2 separate regions of the Homo sapiens genome follow, and region 2 is linked to region 1. A link is a loop called in an ENCODE intact Hi-C map of the cell type or tissue named here. Cell type or tissue: HCT116. All regions are shown on one strand.

Region 1 (8,000 bases):
GGTTTAGTGGGCTAATCCCATTGTGAAGGGCAGTTTGGCATCCCCAACCCTGGCCATTCCCAGTTATCCTGAGGTCAGACAACCTGCGTATTTGCAAACATCCCAGGTCTGCCACACTGCTCACACCATGAGTTCACCCTCAGCATGTTGGTGCCCCCTTCCACGTCACAACCTCAGGGTAGGGCCTTGGAGGCGCCCCCAACTGGTCCTTGACCGGCAGCAGAGGCTGTTGCTGTCTCCCAATACCCATTCTCACCAAGAGGGACTGGGCCGTGTTCCCAAGCTCGAGCCACCAGCCCCAGCTTTCCAGCTGCAGGTGAGAGACTGTGGCCAGGTTCTGGCAGACGGGCCGTGGTTTCAGCCTGAGTGTCCTCACTGTGTCCCTTCTGCTGGTGACAGGAGGGAGAACACAGATGCGATTGTGTGCTGAGGGTGTCGCCACCCTGGCAGAAGGGCTTGGGGGTTTTGACCTGCCCTGCTGGCCCCCGCCCTGGCCTACCTGCGCCAGGTTTTGGGCGAGGGAAAGCCGCCCTCCCTTATTGGACCCTGCTTGTTCAGGTTTTCCCACAGCAGCTGGGCTCTGTGGACACCTGGCCCACCTTTCACCCCAGTTTGCTCCAAGCCTATACCCAGGCTTTTCCTTTGTCTTGCCCCAAGCAGGATTCACAGCAGATGACTAACAGGGGGTACACAGAGGATGGGGGTACACACAACAGTTGCCCCAAGTCTCATGACCCGAACCCTCCAGGGAAGTGTGTCCTCTCCCTCTCCTTGGTGGCAGCACAAGGACATGTGCTCCAGGTCGTGGGATGTGGACATGTACGAAGGCCACAGATGGGGTTTCTCTAGAGGGCCAGTTGACCAGCACTCCCTGCCCCTGCCCCATCTGTGGTCCACGAGTGGCCAGAGACCATCTAGTGTGCAAATGTGACACCAGGAGCATCTTCAGCACATCCTTCTGGCCTTCCTGGTCTGGGCCTGGCCCTCAGCAGCTGCACTTCTGCCCCCCTGCACCCTGCAGAGACATCAGATCGGACAATAATCTGTTTGGCAATTATACCTACAACTGTGTTACTTGCTGTTTCAAGACTGAACAGACATCATCTTTAAGCATTTTTTAAAGTCTGATTTTTTTGTGACGCTCTCAGGAAGAAAGACTCCACTGCTGCTGTGGCATTGTGAGGTGGTCATTGTCCCTCCTCCCGATACAGGTGGGAGATGGATGTGACACAGCCCCTCATCGGGCCGCTCTGCTGCAGTGAAGCTGTGCCTCCGTTTGCCGGGTGGCCTCTGCGTGGCTGACTCATTGGCTTCTTTCAGGATGAGTCACTCGGGCACTACCCAGCCACCGAGTGAGCAGCTGGAAGCCCGGGGTTAAGTGTTATTGACTTCAGAGCAGCAGCAGCGTGATCGGGTTTCAAGCTAGTTCCCATTGAATTAATTTTTGTGGATCGGTGTTTGAAGTTTGGGTGGGAATAATTGGCCTGGGAGAGACTCCTTGCATCCTTGCCGGGTAATGAAGCTGGAGGCAGGCGTGCGCCCCCTCTCAAGAGACAGGCTTGGTGTTGAAGTCTTTTTTGGTTACTAGACCACCTGGAGTCTCCAACTGTAGCCAGCGGGAGACAGGTCCGCGGATGGGCAGGTGGACACGGCGTTTCTGGGTCCCAGCTATGCATGTGAGGCTCAGGGCTCCTGCTGACCTCTGCCCTGCCTGGGAGACACCTGCCTCCTTGGACTCCCAGTGAGTCCAGAGCCTCTGGGTTTGTGCTGGGAGCTTGAGGGCAGAGGCTGTGGCCAGAACTGCGTGAAATTCCTCTCCTCACACACCATGGACCTCCTTGACCTGCAAGCACCCAGTGTCCTCTGGAGAATGCACCACAGAGAAGCCAGTTCATTGTGGCTTCTTGTTTTTGTTTTTCTTAATTTTCATTCTTTGCTGCTTTTAGGGTCAGCATTGGTTTTTACTGATGTTCGACAATGTCAGGGACAGGTTCTCTCTCCTTCCTCATGTAAAATGAGGGTTTCTTTATTAGGGACTTGGGGACTACCTCCCAGGAGCCAGCCTTTCCCTGGCCTTGGGGGTACCAGACTCCCTGGCCACTCGGGAAATAGCCCATGGCAGAGTCAGGGTCCATATGACAGGTGATGTTTCTGCAACGGTAACACAGCCCACCTCGCGAGGCTGATGGGAGAATCAGAGGAGCTCACGTACAGGAGAGTCCTCTGTCACCTGGAGGGCTGTGTGGGTCCTCATCATTGCCTTTGTCATTGAAGCCCTCACCACTACCCCTGTGGGGGAGATGTGCATTTGCAGGAGAACCTTGCAGAGCATCAGATGCATGGAGTGTATCAGGATCTCAGGAGACGCCAAAGAAACACGGACACGGTGTCCGATGGCCCATCTGTGCCCCCTTCTCCACTATTTGCAAAGATTAAATGACAGGCAACCATCTTTGAAACATGCATTGAATGGGCTGTTTAGGAGTTGAACATTTTCTAATTGAAAAGACTCATCTCTCTACGGAAGAGGTGTATTACTCTGTTCACGCTGCTGATACATACATACCTGAGACTGGGTAATTTATAAGGAAAAAGAGGTTTAATGAACTCACAGTTCTACATGACTGGGGAGGCCTCACAATCATGGCAGAAGGTGAAAGTCGCTTCTTATGTAGCGGGGGCAAGAGAGAGAATGAGAGCCAAGCGAAAGAGGTTTCCCCTGATAAAACCATCAGATCTCGTGAGACTTATTCACTGGCATAACAGTATGGGGAACAACACCCCCATGATTCAATTATCTCCCACTAGGTCCCTCCCACAACGCATGGGAATTGTGGGAGCTACAACTCCAGATGAGATTTGGGTGGGGACACAGCCAAACCAGATCAAGGGTCTTGCTGGCTCGGATGCGACTCTGCTCTGTCTGTTCCCTGAGTTTTAAATCAGCCGTCCTGTGGTTTGTGCACAGCTGAGGGTCTTCATGCAGCAGCCCAGGCTGCCTCCTGGGCAGGGTCAGGGTCAGGGCAGTGGGAGGGGGATCTGAGCACTGGAGATGCCTGCGTAACCCATGCAGGCCATGGGAAGTGCCCCGCATGGCGCCTTGTTGGGCACCTGAAGGCCCAAGCCAGAAACTCCCGCTGGACTCGGGGGCCTGCCGGTCAATGCTTGAAGAAAGGGGCTTTGGGAAGCCCACTGCCACCCAGGCCCCTTGTGCCCACAAATCCTGATTGTTCTGGTAACTGCTCCCTGGAACTTCAGTCCACAGGAAATATCTACCTTGTATGTCTATTTTATTGCTTTCAAGATCCAATTTTAAAGCCAGTGCCATACTAACCTTCTGCGTTTTGATTTCCTTGTCTGTTGCCTCACCTGGCCAGGAAGGGAGACTCCAACTGAAGACGCCTGCCCTGGCCCCCGGTTCTGGGCCCAGACCCCTACCAGGTACCGGAAGAGCAGAAACCCAGGGTTCTGCTGCCCGAGGGGGACTAGCGACATCTAGTGGTAACATCACCCAACTACAGCCACTTGTTTCCTGGGTTCCAGAACCTCAGGGTCACTCAACAATTTACCCGGTGCCACATATGTTTATTACAGCACTATTCACAATAGCAAAGACATGGAATCAACCCAAATGTCCATCAATGATAGACTGGATAAAGAAACTGTGGTACATATACACCATGAAATACTATACAGCCATAAAAAGGAGTGAGATCATGTCCTTTGCAGGGACATGGATGGAGCTGGAAGCCATCATCCTCAGCAAACTAACACGGGAACAGAAAACCAAACACCACATGTTCTCACTCACAAATGGGAACTGAACAATGAGAACACATGCACACAGGGAGGGTAACAACACACACAGGGCCCTGTTGGGGAGCTGGGGAAAGGGAGAGCATCAGTATAAATAGCTAATGCATGCCAGGGTTCATACCTAGGTGATGGATTGACAGGTGCAGCAAACCACCATGGCACACGTTTACCGGTGTAACAAACCTGCAAATGTATCCCAGAACTTAAAATAAAGTAATAATAATAATAATTCAACAGGTGCTGTGCTGGGGCTTTGAGCCTGGGCAGATATTGGTCCTCACAATCTTATTTTTACCCTTCCCTTATAAGCTAGAGATTTACAAATGTTTCAGAAAGAAGCTTTGAGATTGTTCAGTCCAACCCCTTATCATGCCTGACTCCAGGCTATGGAGTCCACACTGGGTGCCTCCCAGTCTCCGTGGACTCCTTCAGTGGCAGCAGACTCACCTGAAGATCTCGTCCCCATCTCACAGAGTGGTGTCGAGGCTGGGGAGGGTCTTGGACCATTTACACTCTCATTGCACAGATGGAAGATGGACCATTTACACTCTCATTGCACAGATGGAAGATGGACCATTTACACTCTCATTGCACAGATGGAAGATGGACCATTTACACTCTCACTGCACAGATGGAAGATGGACCATTTACATTCTCACTGCACAGATGGAAGATGGACCATTTACACTCTCACTGCACAGATGGAAGATGGACCATTTGCACTCTCACTGCACAGATGGAAGATGGACCATTTACACTCTCACTGCACAGATGGAAGATGGACCATTTGCACTCTCACTGCACAGATGGAAGACTGAAGAGTCAATGGGAGTGGAGATTTGGTCATACTCAGTGGATTTGTGGCTAAGCCAGGCTGAACCTGAGTTCTCCTTGATATTAGCCTATAGTTCTTTCCTCCAGCAATATATAGTAAAATATTAGAACCTTCCTTTTCTTCTTCCTTTCGTCTCTCCCTCCATCTCTCCCTCTTTTTTCTCTCTCCCTTCACCCCTCCCTCCCTTCTTTTCTCCCTCCATCCCTTTCTTCTTCCTTCTCTCCCTTCCTCTCTTCTTACCTCTTCTCCTTCCCTCCCTCTCTTCTTCTGTCTCTCCTTCCCTTTCTCCTTACATCTTTCTTCCCTTTTTCAACAACTACCTCCTGACTTCCCATTTTACGAACCCCTACAGACACTGCATAGAGTGAATGTGAACCATCGCAGGGACCTGGGACCTGGCATTCCTGTGGGGAACCAGTCAATGCAGAAACAATCAGAGGGTTCCTCCCCCACTGCCCCATCCACCAAAAAAAAAAAAAAAAAAAAAAAAAAGGCAGGAGGCCATGAGGAAGGTGATGGCATCATCACATTCATGGTTAAAAGGGGCAGAACTCAACATGAACTGGTTTGAACAAACAAAGAGAATGGCTGGTGGCCTGGGGAGCCCAGGATGGTGGGCTTGGGCACCCAGACTCTGACATTAGGGCCATTTTTGTCTGTCTTGTGGCTCGGCCTCTGTCTCCCAGTTGGCACTTTCTTTCCCACTCAGGATGCTGCTTGTGAGCAGTGAGGGAGGACTGGGCACCACCCTGGTGGGCACAGCCACAGACACAGCAGGTGGGCCATGCCTCCAGGTACACCAGAGGAAAGTGAACTCACCTCTCCTAAACCTGCATATCAGATCCCGGGGAAATCAGTAGGGCTGGCGGGCCTTCTAGGTCCACCTGGAACCTCGACTGTGGCAGGCCTTCAAGATGCATCCAGGCCACTGCCAGCACTGCAGCCAGGGGGTATGCGCAGCCCTGCCAGGAACCATGGGGGCATGAGGAGGGAAAGCCGTCTGCTGGCAGAGAGGATGCTGGACAGATGCAAAGACCAGTCCCATCTTGGGGCTTCAGAAAGAACTTCTAACCAAAGGCAGTCGGATCCAAGACCTGAATAAAGTTGTCTCAGTCAAGAGAAAAGGGTGCAAGGTGGAAAACAGTGATCCAGCGATGGGAATGGCACACATCAGAGCTAGGAGAATAGTGGGCCAGCGATGGGAACGGCACACATCAGAGCTAGGAGAATAGTGGGCCAGCGATGGGAGCGGCACACATCACAGCGAGGAGAATAGTGATCCAGCGACTGGAACGGCACACATCACAGTGAGGAGAATAGTAGTCCAACAACAGGAACAGCACACACCACAGCGAGGAGGGCCGAGGGCACATTCCGACCACGTGCAGGAGGCCGGTGGGCCGGGAACTCACCCAGAGCTGTATGTGGGGAGGTGGGAGAGACAGGCTGGATGGGGCAACAGGAGCTTGACTGCGGCCTTTCTAGTCTGTATTACCCATTTGGGACTTTATTCACAGGGTGACTTGGGGTGTGGACAGGCTTTAAGCACAAGCAGGATCTGTTTTTACTTTGATCTGGTGAAGATCATTGTGGTCACCACGTGAGTGGAGGGACCCCGGCAGTAGGTAGGAGAGTTAAGAGGCTGTTGTGACAATCAGAATAGAAATGACGGTCATGGCACCAAGGTGTTGGCTGGAATTCAAGTCAAATAATACGGTCGTGATTACTTTGAACCCATTTCAGGGCCAGAGAACTCAGGATGCAGATGGCTCAGGCCTTCCAGAGGTATTTCATCTCTTTTGGCCTCAATTTCCTTGTATGAATTGAGAGCATTAGAATTGATAATTTCAAATATTCTTTTTTTCTAAAATTTTTAAATTTCATACTCTATATTCAACAATAAGAAAAGGCCCTTGCTCTTCTATCCAGAAAGCAGGTGTTAATAGAAATGAATGTGTGATTCTGTTCTTTCTTGTTGGTCAGGCCTCTTCTGGCCTTTCTGGAGAAGATACTAAAATAACATTTCAACATTAGTTGCACATCAATTCCTTTGTATTAAAATATCCATAATATAATCAATGTCCAAATTATTTAACTCTACACATCTCAAAGCAACTCTTCATGCAGAAACATCCAAACAAGTTTAATCCCTCATCTCTGGACCTCCTCACACAGGGGGTTGATGATGCCCTCAGACCCTGCTCCCGCGTCAAGACCCCAATTACTCCGTAGCCGAAGCCATTTGCCCAGAGCCAGGTGGTTCCTGCGGTTAGAGTCAATATTTGCCCAGCACTGGAGTATGCAATCGTGACCTGCACCCACTGTTTAAGAGGCAAATGGCAAGCAATGAATTTTGAATGGGTGAGGAGGGAGAGAGCCTGATCTGCATTTACTTACGAGCTTTGGAAGTGCAAGATGTATACTCTGAGTTCTAACTTCTTAGATTAAATGTTGGCTTTTTAAATCAAAAGTAAGCAAATCCTATGTAATATGCCTGCCATATATTTATTACAACGTTCTTCAGAAGCAATTTCCATACTGATATGCTGTTGCCGGGATTATTATTAAAGAGGTAAGAAAAATGGAGAGCCGGAGATCAAGATTAGATTTTTTCAGAGATGGAATGACAAAATGAATGGGGCATTAGGAGAACATTACCAAAGCAATAGAGTTTAAACCATTAAACAGATAGATGTCAATTGAAAGATGCCGGATAGTTTGTTTTTTAATGCTCCTGTCCTCAAAATCATAAGGCTGGGGTTTTACAGGCTGTAGTTTTAAAACATCTGTATGGGGCGCTTTTTGTGTGCTGTAGGGAAATGAATCAGTTTGGAAGCAATGCAAATTTTAAGAATTATTGTTTATTCTTACTTTGCAATTTGAAAAAAAACCACAGCAAAATTATGAGATAAGGTAATAAACAGAAATGAACCTTCCACCTTAAATGAGCACATTGAAACATTTGCATCTAACTTTTCCACTTATTTGTGGAAGTGAACCGTGACAGGTAGACGGAATCCTCCGCAGTCCTCCCCGGAGTTGCCGCGATCCACCACTGAACGCAGGGCCTGCGGAGTCCACACTCCCCTGCTTTCGTCAGGCGCACGCTAGAGGTGGGGCTACGTGTTTGCCCTGCATAGGTATGATTCACTTAGTCATCTGCATACTCGAACACGGATAGTATGTTCTGGACTTGGCTTTTTCTGGAACTCTGTGAAGCATAGAGAACGCAGGAAAGAACCCAAATGAACGCAGCCCTCCCCGCGCTGGGGAACATGAGTTTCCTGGGGAACCATGTAACAGGTGTAACACAAACCGGGTGGCTTAAAACAACAGACATTTTTTGTCT
Region 2 (8,000 bases), 81 kb before region 1:
TGGCTCCGAGTCCTGTGTCCAAGTGACAGCTGCTGTGCCATAATAATAGATCAGCTTACAATACGTAGATATAGACAGGCAGACAATAGACAATCTGTGTATGAAACAGGCTGCCTAAAAATGCTGATTATCTAAAAGCTTGTGAGCCTAGGTCATCAAAGCCATCTCACCAGGTGAGTGTTCACTCTTCCCTCAGCGGGCCCTCCCAGAAGTCATGTTAAGCAGTTTCTGACGGTATTCATATTTTAATCCTCAGAAGCCCTGGAGGCTCTCACCTCCCACTTCAGGCTGCCCAAAGTCACAGAGCCTGTGACTCCAGGACTCATCTTTCTACAAACGCTTTGGTTGGCCAGCGCTTCCTTTTACCGTCAGCCGCCCCTGCCCGGGACACTTGCAGATCAGGGGACTTTGTGGGTCTCATTGAGGCTGTATTTGCGGATTCAATTACGCATTTTTAATTCCGCAAATATTTGCCACTGCTGCCTGACCTGGAGCCTGTGTGGCCAGATCCTTTGATCGAAAGCCGTCTGCCTGTGGATCAGACCCTGTGGTGAGTGGTGACAGCCCAGGGGTGGGGAGGCAGATCACCCTGCTGGGTTGCTGGGGAAGGCTGTGTGGAGGCCATAGGGTCTGAGCAATATACTAAGACCTAGTTAAAGATTTGCAGCGAGAGAATCCATGAAACATGAAACACGGAGGCTGTGGGGGGTCGAGTTAGGACTCTGGATGGCCACATCCTGACCCCCAGAACATGCAACCACCGCCTTGTATGGAAAGGGGGCTTTGCGGATGTGATAGGGCTGAGGCTCCTGAGATGGGTGATTTTCTTGGATGATCCTGGCGGGCCAATGAAATCACAGGGTCCTTCTGAGAGGGAGGGAGGACAGCAGAGAGGGGAAGGTGATGTGGCCACAGAGCCAGAGATGACGGAAGGGGCTGCCAGCCCAGGGGTCCAGGTACCACCGGAAGAAGGAAAGACAGAGACATGGGGTCTCCCCATGCCCAGCCCTGCAGAGACCCTGAATTCAGCGCAGGGGTACTGATTTGGGGGTTATGGCCTCCAGAACTGTGAGAGAATAAGTCTCCGTTGTCTTATGCCACCGAGTGTGCGGTACGTGTTATGGCAGCCACATAGCAGGTGTGAGGAAGCTGGAGAAGGGACTGAAGATGGGGTGCAGCTGGGACCACCCTGCTGGGCTAAGGCCAGTTCTGGAAAGAGACTGAACAGCTCTCCCTCAGGAGCAGTGAGGGAGGAACCCGTGAGTCAGTGGAGGGTGGGAGGAAACGTGGGAGGAGCCTCCGACATCCTAGAAACGCGGGGGTACCAAAGCCAGCACCGGCCTGCGGGGGGAAAGCCGGCCTCTTACGCCCTGGAAGAGGAAACTCACAGAGATCCCCACAACGACACCCAGCTGTGCAGGAGGCCCACGTCCTGTCTCATTTCATTTTCTCCTCTCGGTGAACAAAAAGAGAAGAAAATGACAGGAGCAGAAGGTCAAAGGGAAGCATCGAGAGAAAGAGGATGAATTGACACCTGTGGCTAATTGAAGTGAAATCAGGTGGGGGAAAAAAGCCTACTATAAGCCCACTTTATAACCTCATACCCGTCCCCTGCTTCGGGCTTGGCCCCTGCTTCGGGCTTTCCCCCTGCTGCAGGGGTGCAGGGCCCCCTCCTCGCTCTCATAACAGTTCCCTGTCTAAGATAACGCTGCTTTTCTCTGGGCTTTCCAGATCACAGAGGCCATGAGACCCACGTCCAGAGGGCCCTAGGAGGGAGCTGTGGGCTCAGCTGGTTGATTTACTCTGGCTTGGGTCGCTGCTACTGCTTTGAGGACAATAAGCTTGGCCATCACCAGACACCAGAGGATGCTGAAGGGACAGCCGGCTAGACTATTTCATGGACTCTCTGAGCATGTCCTATTGCAGTCCAGGTACAAACTTTTCCTCCAGAAATAGACAGAGGGATGCTGCTTCCCAATTTCAGCAAAGGCAGTGGAAAGATCCCGGTCAAAAGTAGAAACTCTGGGTCCAGGCCTTCCAGCTGACACTCACTCTGATATGGTTTGGCTGTGTTCCCACCCAAATCTCAACTTGAATTGTATCTCTCAGAATTCCCACGAGTTGTAGGAGGGATCCAGGTGGAGGTAATTGAATCATGGGGTGGGTCTTTCCCATGCTATTCTCGTGATAGTGAATAAGTCTCACCAGCTCTCATGGGTTTATTAGGGGTTTCCACTTTTGATTCTTCCTCATTTTCTCTTGCTGCCACCGTAAGAAGTGCCTTTCGCCTCCCGCCATGATTCTGAGGCCTCCCCAGCCATGTGGAACTGTAAGTCCAATTAAACCTCTTTCTTCCCAGTCTCAGGTATGTCTTTATCAGCAGCATGAAAACAGACGAATACAGTAAATTGGTGCCACTAGAGTGGGCACTGCTGGTAAGATACCTGAAAATGTGGAAGCGACTTTGGAACTGGGTAACAGGCAGAGGTTGGAAGAGTTTGGAGGGCTCAGAAGAAGACAGGAAAATGTGGGGAAGTTTGAAACTTCCTAGAGACTTGTTGAATGGCTTTCCCCCAAATGCTGATAGCGATATGGACAAGAAGGTCCAGGCTGAGGTGGTCTCAGATGGAGATGAGGAACTTGTTGGGAACTGGAGCAAACGTGACTCTTGTTATGTTTTAGCAGAGAGACTGGCAGCATTTTGCCCCTGCCCTAGAGATTTGTGGAACTTTGAACTTGAGAGGGATGATTTAGGGTATCTGATGGAAGAAATTTCTAAGCAGGAAAGCATTCAAGAGGTGACTTGGGTATTGTTAAAGGCATTCAGTTTTATCAGGGAAGCAGAGCATCAAAGTTTGGAAAATTTGACTATGAGATAGAAAAGAAAAACCCATTGTCTGGGGAGAAATTCAAGATGGCTACAGAAATTTGCAGAGGTAGCAGGGAGCCTAATGTTAATCCCCAAGACCATGGGAAAATGTCTCCAGGCCATGTCAGAGATCTTCACAGCAGCCCCTCCCATCACAGGCCTGGAGGCCCTGGAGAAAAAAGTGGTTTCATGGGCCGGGCCCAGGGCCCCTGTGCTGTGTGCAGCCTAGGGACTTGGTGCCCTGTGACCCAGCTGCTCCAGTCATGGCTAAAAGGGGCCAAGGTATGGCTCAGGCTGTGGCTTCAGAGGGTGGAAGCCCCGAGCCTTGACAATTTCCACCTGGTGTTGAGCCTGCAGGTGCACGGAGGCCAGGAATTTAGGTTTGGGAACCTCTGCCTAGATTTCAGAAGACGTATGGACATGCCTGGATGCCCAAGCAAACATGTTTTGCAGGGGTGGGACTCCCTTGTAGAACCTCTGCTAGGGCAATGCAGAAGGGAAATGTGGGGAGGGAGCCCCCACACAGAGTCCCTACTGGGGCACTGCCTAGTGGAGCTGTGAGAAGAGGGCCACTGTCCTCCAGACCTCAGAATGGTAGATCCACCGTCGGTTTGCACCGTGCACCTGGAAAAGCCACAGACACTCAATGCCAGCTCATGAAAGCAGCCAGGAGGGAGGGTGTACCCTGCAAAGCCACAGGGTGGAGCTGCCCATGACCATGGGAATCCACCTCTTGCATCAGCGAGACCTGGATGTGAGACCTGGAGTCAAAGGAGATCATTTTGGAGCTTTAAAATTTTACTGCCCCACTGGATTTCTGACTTGCATGGGGCCTGTAGCCCCTTTGTTTTGGCCAATTTTTCCCATTTGGAACAGCTGTATTTACAAAATACCTGTACCCCCATTGTATCTAGGAAGTAACTAGCCTGCTTTTGATTTTACAGGCTCATAGGTGGAAAGGACATGTTTTGTCTCAGATGAGACTTTGGACTGTGGACTTCTGGGTTAATGCTGAAATGAGTTAAGACTTTTTGGGAAGGCATGGTTGGTTTTCAAATGTTGAGGACATGAGATTTGGAGGGGCCAGGGGTGGAATGATATGGTTTGGCTGTGTCCCCACCCAAATACCAACTTGAATTGTATCTCCCAGAATTCCCATATGTTGTGGGAGGGTCCCAGGGGGAGGTAATTGAATCATGGGGGCATCTTTCCTGTGCTATTCCTATAATAGTGAATGAGTCTCATGAGATCTGATGGGTTTATCAGCGGTTTCCACTTTTGCTTCTTCCTCATTTTCTCTTGCCACCACCACGTAAGATGTGCCTTTCACCTCCCGCCATGATTCTGAGGCCTGCCCAGCCATGTGGAACGGTAAGTCCAATTAAACCTCTTTCTTTTCCCAGTCTTGGGTATATCTTTATCAGCAGCGTGAAAACAGACTAATACACACTCTTTGACATTTCTTAGCTGTGTGACCTTGGGTAAGTTTCTTACCCTCTCTGATATGGCTTAAATGTTTGTTCCCTCCAAATCTCATGCTGAAATGTGATCCCCAATGCTGGAAATGGGTGCTGGTGAGAGTTTGGGTCATGGGGGTAGATCCCTCATGATGACTTGGTGCCCTCCTCACAATAGTGAGTTCACGTTAAATCTGGTTGGTAAAGAGACTGGGACCCTTCCCCTCTCTCTTACTCCCTTTCTCATCATGTGTCTCTCCCTCTGTCTTGCTCGCTTTCTTGCCATGTGTTGTGTCTGCTCTTCCTTCACCTTTGGCAATGAGTCAAAGCTCCTGGAGGCCTCCCCAGAAGCTGAGTAGATGTTGGTGCCATGCTTGTACAGCCTGCAGAACTGTGAACCAAATAAACCTTTTTTCTTCATAAATTACCCAGCCTCAGGTATTTCTTTATAGCAATGCAAAAATGGACTAACACAGAAAATTGGTACTGAGGAGTGGGGCATTGCTATAAAGATACCTGAAGATGTGGAAGTGGCTATGGAACTGGGTGACAGGCAGACGTTGGAAGAGTTTGGAGAGCTCAAAAGAAGACAGGAAGATGAGGGAAAGTTTAGAACTTTTTAGAGACTGATAAGGTGGTTGTGACCAAAATGCTGATAGAAAAATGGACCATGAAGGCCAGGCTGATGAAGCCTCAGATGGATATGAGGACGTTATTGAGAACTGGAACAAAACTCGTGCATGTTATGATCTAGCAGAGAGCTCGGCTGCCTTATGTCCCTGCCCTAGGAATCTGTGGAAGGTTGAGCTTAAGACTGATGACCTAGGGTATGTGGTGGAGGAAATTTCTAAGCAGAAAAGCTTTCAATATGTGGCCTGGCTGCTTGTAGTAATCTGAATCAGATGTGGGAACAAAGGAATGTCCCTAAGTTGGAACGTACAATTAAAAAGGAAGCAAAGCACAAAGGTTTGAAAAACTTGCAGCCTGGCCAGGTGGTAGAGAAGAAAAACACTTTTTCAGGAGAGAAATGCAGGGGGCTGCAGAGAAACTACTTTCTAGAGAGATTTTCATAACGAAAAGGGAGCCAAGTGCTAATATTCAAGACAACAGGAAAAAGGTCTCGAAAGCTTTGGGACAGCCCCCCCCATCACAGGTTCAGAGGTTTGGGAGGAAAGCATGGTTTTGGGGGCCCGGCCTGGACCACCACTGCCCTTTGCCACCTTAGGCAGATGTTCCCCATATCCTCACTGCTTTTCTTCTAGCTGTGGCTCAAAGGTCCCCAGGTATAGCTTGGGCTGCCACTCTGGAGAGTGTAAGCCATAAGTGTCGACAGCTTCCACACGGTGTTAAGCCTGCCAGGTACATAGAGTGAAAGAGTTGAGGCTTGGGAGCCTCTGCCTAGATTTCAGAGGATGCATGAGAATGCCTGGGTGCTGCAGGGGTGGAGCCCCCACAGAAACGCTCTGCTAGGGCACTACAGAGGGGATATGTGGAGTGGCAACCCCCACATAGAGTCCCCACCAGGGAACTGCCTAGTGGAGCTGTGGGAACAGGACCACCGCCCTCCGGATTCCAGAATGGCAGAGCCACTGGCAGGTGGCAAGCTCAGCCTGGGAAAGCTACAGGCACCAGACTCCAACCCATAACAGCAGCCTCATGGGCTGTGTCAAGCAAAGCTGTCAGGGTGGGGATGCCCAAGGCCTTGGAGGCCCACCAGTTGCACCAGTGTGCTCTGGATGTGAGACATGCAGTCAATGACTGTTTTGGAGCTTTGAGGTTTAATGTCTGCCCTGCTGGGTTTCAGACTTGTATGGGGCCTGTTGCTCCTTTCTTTTGGCCAATTTCTCCTTCTTGGAATGGGAATGTTTACCCAATACCTATGCCACCACTGTATCTGGGAAGTAAGTAACTTGTTTTGGATCTTACAGCTCATAGGTCAGGGATGAACTTGCCTGGAGTCTCAGATGAGGATCTGGACTTGGATTGAGTTGATGCTGAATGAGTTAAGACTTCTGGGGACTGTTGGGAAAGGGGAATCATATTTTGCAACGTGAGAAGGATATGAGATTTGGGGGACCAGAGATGTAATGATATGGTTTGGATGTGTTGTCCCTCCAAATCTCCTGTTGAAATGTGATATCCAGTGTTGGGGATGGGGCCTGCTGGGAGGTGATTGGGTCATGGAGTGAATCCCTCAAGAACGGCTTGGTGCCGTCCTCACAGTAGTGAGTTCATGTGAGATCTGGTTGTTAGAGTCTGCGACCTTCCCTCTCTCTCATGCTCCCTTTCTCACCATGTGACACACTGGCTCCCCTTCTCCATGAGTGAAAGCTCCTGGAGGCCTCCCCAGAAGCTGAGCAGAGCAGGTGTCATGCGGAACCGTGAGCCAATTAAACCTATTTTCTTTATAAATTACCCAGCCGCAGGTACTTCTTTATAGCAATGCAAGATGGACTAACACACTGTCCCTACTGTCCCAACTGTAAAACTGGGATAGTGATGCTACCTGCTCCATAGGATTACTGTGAGGATTAAACAATAGAAATACAGCTCTTGACATAAGGCTGACACACCATGGGTGCTCAGAGACTTTGGATGATGAGTGTTTTCCATGGACGGTGCAGGAGGAGCTTGAATAGAAATGAACGACCAGAGCCAGAAGCCCCTGCTCTCCTCGCCAGCAGAGAACTTCATTGCTGACACTGAGTCCACAGGACCTGCATTCCCTGCGAGGCCCCAGCCTGCCCTCATTTCCCTAAGCTTCCCTGTTGGGCTCCGTGTGAAACCCTTTTACAAACAGTGGCTTCTCTGAGTGCTGCTGAGGAATGGACCCCAGGCTCTGTGAGGAGCTTTGCAGAGGGCTTGGGCTGCTTTCTGGGAGTCTTGGTTGTGCTCCTTTGTTGGGGTCATGGGACCCACCATTAAACACACTTAGGGCCTTCCATAAAGCTACATTTGTTCATTGGTAATGAAGGGTTCAAAAACTACCCTGAGATGCTCTTCCCGGGCCTTCCATGCTGGGTCGAACTTTCTTCATTTATCCAAGTGAGGCTTGCATCGTAAAGATGCAACTCTGCTCACAAAATAGACAAGAAGACGGGGCGCTCACCCAGGGATGCCGTGGCAATGTCTGCATGTGCAAAGGTGGCACAGACATCTGTGCCATGGGTGAGGGGTGGCCTGGGCAGGCATTGGCACTGCATCTGGAGTTTGTTCTGACTTTTTAAGCAATTCCTTGGAGGTCCTTGAATGCATGCTGTTCCTAAGCATCTGTCTGATAAGCTGGGCTCCACAGGAGTCCACATTATCTTCTTGGCTGTCAGTGAACCCAAGTTTGAATGAATTTCATTTTGGTCATGCTCTTCAGCAAAGAAATGCACGTTGAGTCCTATGGGGGATAAATGGGTGTGAGGGAAAGAGCCCTCCCAAGCCACCGTGGCCTTCTGTTTGGGAAAAGGCTGCGAGTGCAGGGAAGCCAGTGGACAAGGCCTAGGCTGGCGGAAGGCAGAGCTGGGATTAGGGCTATCTTCCTGATTCTGCCCTTGTGAGGCCTTGAGGGCTAAGCCAAGAGAAACTTCTCACCAGAGCTGGGCTGAGGTTTTCTGCGAGAAATGTAGCCACAAACATCTCTTATTTATGGTGATGTTAGACGCTTTCTTACGACTTTTATTAGA

Evidence for each region. Hi-C counts contacts between places; a loop is a spot of excess contacts. Peaks named below come from ENCODE experiments on the same cell type or tissue, not always from the same donor. Only the 100,000 strongest peaks of a DNase experiment are listed, where the experiment ranks them.
Region 2: a loop joins it to region 1, with 14 times the contacts of the local background. A loop is called at or near these places in 3 of 110 quality-filtered maps.

Annotation. Positions count from the first base shown.
Region 1 is chr5:2,148,001-2,156,000 of GRCh38, forward strand. No RefSeq gene overlaps it. Among named protein-coding and RNA genes, the nearest start is that of CTD-2194D22.4, 260 kb to the left of the region's middle. RefSeq lists an enhancer at 5,357-5,526 and a cis regulatory region at 5,442. In HCT116, a CTCF peak has its summit at 3,496 (motif pointing left); DNase peaks (open chromatin) are centred at 1,351 and 3,451; H3K4me3 peaks cover 797 bases; H3K27me3 peaks cover 1,507 bases.
Region 2 is chr5:2,067,413-2,075,412 of GRCh38, forward strand. It overlaps LOC105374618 (a long non-coding RNA gene), which reads left to right. Exons shown (of 13, transcript NR_171679.1): 4 at 257-550; 5 at 1,471-1,559; 6 at 1,732-1,931; 7 at 4,187-4,240. Among named protein-coding and RNA genes, the nearest start is that of CTD-2194D22.4, 180 kb to the left of the region's middle. RefSeq lists enhancers at 293-876, 877-1,458. In HCT116, no CTCF peak of the experiment used is centred here; a DNase peak (open chromatin) is centred at 3,589; H3K27me3 peaks cover 1,290 bases.